Linked DNA regions of Homo sapiens: region 2 is linked to region 1. Evidence: read pairs that join two places in POLR2A ChIA-PET (ENCODE). Cell type or tissue: HCT116. All regions are shown on one strand. Each heading gives the region's core, and the rest is flanking DNA. Links, peaks and the distances in the headings are about the cores only.

Region 1 (4,383 bases), core at 134-4,133:
CTAGGAGTTCAAACTGTACTGCTTTTTTTTTTTTTATTTAAATACTGCTGCAATGCTTTAAACACCTGATGCCAGGTAGGAGGGCAGGGGCATTGCCCTGCACTTCCGCAATACTGCATGTCCTCAGGGTGTTCTCAGTACAGGTGTGGCCCAGGCAGGAGCAAGAGAGGTTGAGTCCCTGCTGGATGGGCTCTAAGGGTTAACACTAGAGGCAGCTGGGATTTCAGTTTTCCTGACACCTACAATTCAGCACCAAACCTCACAGAGGGAATCCAGATAACCTGTCTTGGTTAGGGCACATTTGGCTTCAAAGAACAGACACTCAAACAAGCTTAAAGCAATGATTCGTAAAGTGTGGTCTCGGAACCAGCAGGATCGGCATCATCTAGGGAGATTCTGATGCAAACTAAAGTTTGAGAATAGGCTGGACACAGTGGCTCACGCCTGAATCCCAGCACTTTGGGAAGGCCGAGGCAGGCTGATCACATGAGCTCACCAGTTCAAGACCAGCCTGGACAACATGGTGAAACCCAGCCTCTACAAAAAATACAAAAATTAGCTGGGTGTGGTGGCATGTGCCTGTAGTCACAGCTACTCTGGAGGCTGAGGTGGGAGGCTCACTTGAGCCCAAGAAATCGAGGCTGCAGTGAGCCATGATTGCACCACCACACTCTAGCCTGGACAACAAAGTGAGACCCTGTCTCAAAAACTAAAAACAAGGCCGGGCATGGTGGCTCACGCCTGTAATCCCAGCACTTTGGGAGGCCGAGGCAGGTGGATCACCTGAGATCAGGAGTTCCAGACCAGCCTGGCTAACCTGGTGAAACCTCGTCTCTATTAAAAATACAAAAAAATTAGCTGAGCGTGGTGGCGGGAGCCTGTAATCCCAGGTACTTGGGAGGCTGAGGCAGGAGAATCACTTGAACCCAGGAGGCAGAGGTTGCAGTGAGCCGGGATTGTGCCATTGTACTCCAGCCTGGACAACAGAGCGAGACTCAGTCTCACAAAAAAGAAATAAAAATAAAAAAGTTTTGAGAATAGTTTTTATTTTTTATTTTATTTTTTTGAGACAGGATCTCGCTCTGTCACCCAGGCTGGAGTGCAGTGGCATGATCTTGGCTCACTGCAACCTCTGCCTCCTGGGTTCAAGTGATTCTCCTGCCTCAGCCTCCTGCATAGCTGGGATTACAGGCGCCTGCCACCATGCCCGGCTGATTTTTGTATTTTTAGTAGAGACAGGGTTTTGCCAAGTTGGCCAGGATGGTTTCGAACTCCTGGCCGCAAGCGATCCACCTGCTTTGGCCATACAAACTGCTGGGATTACAGGCATAAGCCACCACGCCCGACCGAGAATAGTTTTAAGAGGATTTGTTTCTAATTAAAGTGAGTGACTTTACGATCATTCTGGGAGAGGAAATCAGCAGATCACCTGGAATTGGAAAGCAGGGCTGAGGCTGCTCCTGGTCAGTCATGTGCCTTGCCCATGTTTCCTGTACACTTCTCTTTGTGCCTGTGTGGGGTCCCCGGCTACTCTCAGAAGACCACCTTTCTCCTGCCCATTCCTCAGCTCAAAAGTGCTGCCCAGCCCTGACCTAACCACTGTCCTGTCCTTCAGTCCAAATCTTCCAAAGGAAAACACCTCAGTTTCTGCCCAGCAAAAGATCGGTTCCCTCAGATCACATGGCACCCCTTGGGTCAGGAAGCATGAGGCTCTGACTAAGGATGAGTGGTGGTCATGGGGACAGGTCCCCTGAGAAGGGGCCCTGGAGAGGGGCAGGAAAGTTGACCTACATGTCTCCTAAATAAATAAAATCATGGCTGGCAGGAAATTTGAGAGGAATGCACATGATATACTTCCAGGAGCTCCCAGAATTAATGGGGGAAAAAACTGCAGGTGGCTGTAGAGTTTTCCATTAGAAGGAGAGTAAAGTGTATTTAGTTATTTGAAAACAGGTGTTCAAACTGAAACTTGTACACAAAGGTTCATAGCAGCTCTGTTCACAATAGCCTAAAGGTGGAAATACCCAAATGTTCATCAACTAATGAACAAAAATGTCACACACACACATGCGCGCACACACACAGGTGGAATATTATTCATCCATTAAAAGGAAGTTCTGATGCCTGCTACAACATGGAGGAACCTTTGAAACATTGCTTCAGGTGAGAGAAGCCAGTCACAAAGGACCACATATTGTTTGATTCCATTTATACGAAATATCCTGGCCGGGCGCGGTGGCTCACGCCTGTAATCCCAACACTTTGGGAGGCCGAAGCGGGCGGATCACAAGGTCAGGAGTTCGAGACCAGCCTGGACAGCAATAGTGAAACCCCATCTCTACTAAAAATACAAAAAATTAGCCGGGCCTGGTGGCAGGCGCCTGTAATCCCAGCTACTCGGGAGGCTGAGGCAGGAGAATGGCGTGAACCCGGGAGGCGGAGCTTGCAGTGAGCCGAGATTGCGCCATTGCACTCCAACCTGGGCAACAGAGAGAGACTCCGTCAAAAAAAAAAAAAAAAAAAAAAAAGGAAGGAAGGAACGGAAGGGAGGAAGGGAGAGAAAAAGATCCTGAATAGGCAAATCCGTGGAGACAAAAAGTCCAGTGGCGGTTGGTGGAGGCTGAGGGAAGGAGGGAATGGGGAATGACTTGAGTGCTCATGGTGCCGGTGCCTTTGGGGCGATGAGAAAGTTTTGGAACTAGATAGTACTGATGGTTGCACGCCATGAATATCTTTAATGTCCCTAAGTTGCATTTTTAAATGATATTGTTATGTATTTTACAATTTTAAAATAATCTAATTATTGTTCTTGGGACGCCCGTAGGTCCCCTTGGCAGGAGGGGTGGAGGGGGAATGATTGCCGCTGCGCGCAGCGCGGGCAGAGGGCGAGAGGGCGAGAGGGCGGGAGGGCGTCGGGGCTGCCCCGGACCTGCAACCAGCCTGGTAGCGGGCGGCGGCGGCGGCGGCGTTGGGATGCGGGCCACGGGCGTGCGGCCCTCAGCCGTCTCCCGGCCGAGAGCGAGGCCGGAGGCGCCAAGCCGAGCGGGCGCCATTTGCAGCCTGGGGCGCAGCAGCTGCAGCGCTGTCTCCGAGGGGTTGGGAACGGCCAAGGAGGAGGCGCGGGCGGCGGCGGTGGGCGTTGGCGGGCACCGGCTCCCGGCCGTCCCTCCCCGCGCCCGGCCGGCCGGCCTCTCCTGCGCGCCCGGAAGGGGCTGCGGAACAATGGCCGCGCCGCTGTCGCCGCCCGGCCCGGCCCGGGGAAAGCCGGGAAGGCGCGCGGAGCCTCCTGGCGGCGGCGGCGGCGGCGGCGGGAAGGCGGCGGGGACGGCGTCGGGCGTGTCTGGAGCCGTCCGGCGCGGCGGACTCCGGGGAGGCTTGGTCTGCGCCGCGCAGAGACAGCAGCCGCCGGGGGCGGGGCGCGAGCCAGCGAATTTGCAGAACTTCCCTCAATTGGGCTTTGTCTGTCTCATCTCGACTGGATTCAGGTTCTTTATCCTAGACAGGACTGTCACAGAAGGGCTGCTGCGGTCTTCTCAACGCAGCACGTCTAGTGGCACACAATTTCAGCTTGTCAATTTGTCTCATCACTGATGATGCTCACTTTTATCTTTAAGATGCTGTCTGTAGGCTTCTCCGCTGTAAGGTCACACTCACTTGGCAGTTATAATAACAGTATTTTGTAGGGTGGTACTTTGAATTTTCATGAATCACCATTTCTCATCAAACCTTTTAAACCTTATTTTTATTTTTGGGACAAAGTCTCGCTCTGGCACCTAGGCTGGAGTGTAGTGGTGCGATCACCGTTCACTGCAGCCTCAACCTCCCGGATTCAACCAGTCCTCCCACTTCTGTCCCCCGAGTAGCTGGGACTACAGGCGTGTGCCGCCGGCTTTGGCCTCCCAAAGGGCTGGGATTACTGGTGTGAGCCACCGTACCCGGCCCATTTATTTTTTTTTTCATACATATGGACACATGGTTTCCTTTTTTTTTTTCTTTTTTAGCTGATGGGGAGTTCTACTATATTGCCCAGGCTGGTCTCGAAGTCCTGGGCTGCTGCCTTAGCCTCTGGCATAACTTGGCATTGTAGGCGCACCACTGGGCCTGGCTGTTAGGTTATAATCTGTTGCTGTCATTTATTTTATTTTATTTTTATTTTTTGAGATGGAGTCTCACTCTGTTGCCCAGGCTGGAGTGCAGTGGCACGATCTCAGCTCACTCCAACCTCCACCTCCTGGGTTCAAGGGGTTCTCCTGCCTCAGCCTCCTGAGTAGCTGGGGTTACAGACGTGCGTCACCATGCCCAGCTAATTTTTGTATTTCTAATAGAGACGGAGTTTCACCATGTTGGCCAGGCTTGTCTCGAACTCCCGACCTCAGGTTATCC
Region 2 (4,383 bases), core at 142-4,141, 260 kb after region 1:
TGGAGTGCAGTGGTGTGATCTTGGCTCACTACAACCTCCACCTCCTGGGTTCAAGCGATTCTCCTGCCTCAGCCTTCTGAGTAGGTGGGATTACAGGCATGTGCCACCAAGCCTGGCTAATTTTTGTATTTTTAGTAGAGACAGGGTTTCACCATGTTGGCCAGGCTGGTTAAAAAAATATTTAACAGGCCGGGTGGTGTGGCTCACGCCTGTAATCCCAGCACTTTAGGAGGCCAAAGCAGGCATATCACCTGAGGTCAGGAGTTTGAGACCAGCCTGAACAACATGGTGAAACCCCGTCTCTACTAAAATTACAAAAATTAGCCGGGCATGGTGGTGCGCACCTGTAGTCCCAGCTACTCGGGAGGCTGAGGCAGGAGAATCGTTTGAACCGGGCAGGTGGAGGTTGCAGTGAGCCGAGAGCGTGCCCCTGCCCTCCAGCCTGGGTGACAGCGAGACTTGGTCTCAAAAAAATAAAAAAAATAATAAAAAAAGGACCTACCTTACACAATTGTGGATAAAATGAAGTAATGCATGAAAGCGGTTAGCACAGAGCCTGGCACATAGTAAACACTAAGTAAAAGGGTGCTACTATTTTGAACACTGTAACTACAGAAATACAGTCAGTTCGATACATTTGTACACACAGGCACGTGACAGTCACGGGGAGGTGGCTGGTGGGCTCTAGCGGCAGCAGGGCTGCGGATCCGCGTTCTCCCAGCTCCATTGCACTCCTCAGAGCGGTAGCCTCTGGGCTGAGAGAGTGGGCAACCCGCCTGCCCCACCTGGACTGGCCAGGCCTTCCCCTGTGCGCCCTAGGCTGGGCGGCTCAGCCGGTCTCCCAGGTCCCGGGAGGGGCGGAGCCGACGGGATGCGCGCCAGGCCCCGCCCCTCCTCCGGGCCCGCCCCCGGCCTGGCCATTGGCCGCAGAGCTCGGGGGCGTGGTCGAGCTGGGGCTGGGGGCGCCCGCGGTGCCCGCCCGCGAGTCTCGCTGCCTCCCTCCCGGGGCTGCGGGCCCGGCGGCCGGGCTGGCTGGGCCGCGCTTGGGTTCCCGCGCCGGCTCCCGCACCCGCAATGGGGAACTCACACCACAAGAGGAAGGCCCCCAGCGGTCCCCGGGTCCGCAGCTTCTGGCGGTTCGGGCGGTCGGCGAAGCGGCCGGCAGGTAGGGGCCGGGGTGGGGGCGGGGCAGGCAGGGAGGAGGGTCCCTACTGCGGTCGTCGCCACCGCTGCTGCCCCCTCCCGGGGCTTGGAGGGTGTGAGTGTGGGGGGGTCGGGAATCCCCGCGCAGACCCCACCCCTCACAGGCACACGGAGACACACGTACACGGTAATACCTACGGGCGGGCACACGTACATGTTCGCAGTTTACACAGTCACACGCACAACACCCACTCAAATGTACGGACACGCAGACACAGGATCACATACACCATCACACCCACACTCTCGTACCATCGCAGTAGGACGCACACAGCCTGAGACATAGGTACATGTATACCTATGCATGCGGTTTACACAGCCACACGAACTACACCCACGCGCAGATCCAGACACACAGGCACACAGTCGTTCACACACATCGGTCATGTGGGTACAGTTGCCCAGCGTCTTAGGCACACAGATGTACACACAGGTTCATAACTGCACAACCAACCGGACTCGCATTCAGGCTCACAGCAGACCCTAAGGCACTCGGACACACACGCTTATTTCCCAGATCTTAGCCCCCAACAGGCTGAAGGCTGAAAGTTTGTAGGAGGGAGGGGAGACAAAGGTGGAAGGGAGAAGCTGGAAACCCGGGGCTGGAGTCTGGGGACCGCCTCCATCTGGCGCGATCGGGAGTCGGACTGGTTTTCTTGGCTCCCTCCCTACCCCCACCCGCGCCACCGCGACTTCTCCCCGCCTCCCCCCCTCCCCCGTCCCCACGGTCCCCGAGGTCGCCGCCGCATCTCCCCCTTTCAATGCAGCCACCGAGCTGGAACGCAGCCCTTGCCGGCTGCTGCGGGATCCCTCCGCGGGTCACATTCCAGGCTCCAATGGGGAGGGGAGGGAAAGGGGAAGGCCTCCAATCCCAAGAGATGGGATTCCTGTTTCCCCCAACAAGTGCGGCAGTTCAGGGTATCCCCGAGGGGCGCTGAAGGAGGGGCTATCGAGAGTGCCTAGTTACTGGTGAATCCAGAGATGGGGGAAGGGCAGGGTGATGGTACCATTCCCTCCTCCCCAAGATAGAGGGTCTTCAACATAGGCAGGCACTTTAGCGATACCTGTTGGTCTGGGGGAGTGAGGAAATCCCAGAGGAGGTGGAGTGAAGGGGGCCCTGCTGTGGTGGGAGAATCTACGGGTGTATTCCCAGGATGGCCCACATTCCTAGAGATTCCGAACCGGAGCTTGATGATCTCATCGCTCCATGGAGGGGGTGGTGGAAAGAGCCTGGGCTGGGAAGTGGGGGACCTCTCCTCTCAATGAGGCTGTGGAATAGGCCCTGGTGACCTTGAGCAGATTCCTTTCACTTGTCTGGACCACTCTGGCTCCTACAGGGGTTCTGTCTGTGAAATCAGGGGCCCTAGGTGACTTCTTGGGACACTTACTGTTCTGGCTAGCCATTTCATGGATGACGAGACTGAGGTCCAGGAAAGAGGGACTTGTCCAAGGTCATTTGCCTGTGGTGGTTTGAGGTAGTAATATAATCAAAATGACAATAAGAAAAGGGTTAACTAAGTTCAGTTAGGCTCTTTGAGGATTTCTCAGAAGGTAGGTGTTGATGAGAATCTCCAGGACCTTCCAGCACTCTCCCTGCCCCAGCAGTCCTGAAAGCCCTGTCTGTGCCTACCTGTCTCTCCTAGAATCTGCACTAAGGGGGCAGGGCTGGGGCTCTTCATCTGTCCTCTGATGGTCGCTCGGATCTGATGGTTTCCTAGGAACTAACTGTGGGCCCAGACTTGTGACCATTTGTGATGGAGGAGAGAGAAGATAAGAAGGCTGTGTTTATAGTCTCTTGCCTACTGGCCCTTGAGGAAGTGGCCTGGGGCTTCCAGCAACACTTGTGAGCTTCCAGTTCCTGCTGCAACTTATGGGTCAACTCAAGCTTTAAGGCGTTCTGAAAAAAATTAGAAAGCAATGTCAAGACAACACAGAAATTAAGTGTGAGGGGCTAGGAAATATTCTAGGCAATATATCAAAAGCCTTCTGGGTTGGGGTCAGCTTTAGAAAACTGAGGAGATGGTCCTAATTTGTCTTTGAAGTAATCACAGGATTGAAATTAGTCCTAAATTGTTGGTTAAATGAGAGAACCAGGGATTTGTTTCAGCTGTGGGGTATGGCCGTGAGTAAAGGCATGGAGTTGAGGTCAGGCGAGGTGGTTTATGCCTGTAATCCCAGCATTTTGGGAGGCCGAGATGGGAGGATAACTTGAGCCCAGGAGTTTGAGAGTAGCTTGGGGCAACATGACGAGACCCCCCCCCCCCGCCCATTTCTACAAGAAATAAAACAGTATCTGGGCGTGGTGGCACATGTGCCTTTGGTCCCAGTAGCTTGAGAGGCTGAGGTGAGGGGATTACGTGAGCCTGGGAGGTCAAGGCTGCAGTGAGCCGATCGTGCCAGTGCACTCCAGTCTGGGTGACAGAGTGAGACCCTGTCTCCAAAAAAAAAAAAAAAAAAAAAAAAGAATGGGCTGGATGCAGTAGCTCACACCTGTAATCCCAGCACTTTAGGAGGTTGAGGTGGGTGGATCACCTGAGGTCAGGAGTTTGAGACCAGCCCAGCCAACATGGTGAAACCCCGTCTCTACTAAAAATACAAAAACTAGCCAGGCGTGGTGGTGGGCACCTGTAATCCCAGCTACTTTTGAGGCTGAGGCAGGAGAATCACTTGAACCCAGGAGGTGGAGGTTGCAGCGAGCCGAGATTGCGCCACTGCACTCCAGCCTGGGTGACAAGAACTCGACTCCATTTCAAAAACAAAAAACAAATGGAGTTGAGACTGAGCATGGAGGTGGGAGGGAAAAGTAGCTGAGGGTCCTCTTGAGGTTCCATTGTGAATGTAAACCTCGGTACCTTTGGTTTTACTTGTGCTGAGGATCCTAAGTCATCCTCGGCCTCAGCCTCTGCTGTGACAAGCCCAGATGGGGACTGGAGCTTGAGTATAAGTACTCAAGTGCCAGTATAAGTACTCATTTCATTAGTCTGTGAGAAGAGGAAGGAGAGAATACAAGGCAGGGAGAGAGGTCTGGAGTCTGCAGGCCACAGGGAGCCAGTGAAGGTGTTTGAGCAAGGGAGGAGTCTACAAAAGTGGGGTGTTAGGAAGATGGCTCTAGGGTGGGGGCAGGTGCAGGCAGGACAGGTTGAGGGGTGGGGTGGTGAGAGTGGAGGCTCAGAGACTGTT

Evidence for each region. ChIA-PET counts read pairs that join two places held together with the same protein. Peaks named below come from ENCODE experiments on the same cell type or tissue, not always from the same donor. Only the 100,000 strongest peaks of a DNase experiment are listed, where the experiment ranks them.
Region 2: POLR2A ChIA-PET joins it to region 1 with 6 read pairs; 2 of 35 experiments call an interaction of 5 or more read pairs at or near these places.

Annotation. Positions count from the first base shown.
Region 1 is chr1:32,497,542-32,501,924 of GRCh38, forward strand. No RefSeq gene overlaps it. Among named protein-coding and RNA genes, the nearest start is that of ZBTB8B, 35 kb to the left of the region's middle. RefSeq lists silencers at 2,875-3,004, 3,095-3,364. In HCT116, for the core only: no CTCF peak of the experiment used is centred there; DNase peaks (open chromatin) are centred at 2,614 and 3,467; H3K4me3 peaks cover 1,927 bases; H3K27ac peaks cover 1,707 bases.
Region 2 is chr1:32,753,016-32,757,398 of GRCh38, forward strand. The region is part of intron 1 of NHSL3 (NHS like 3); the gene reads left to right. Among named protein-coding and RNA genes, the nearest start is that of NHSL3, 13 kb to the left of the region's middle. RefSeq lists a silencer at 767-1,026 and an enhancer at 1,150-1,663. In HCT116, for the core only: no CTCF peak of the experiment used is centred there; no DNase peak of the experiment used is centred there.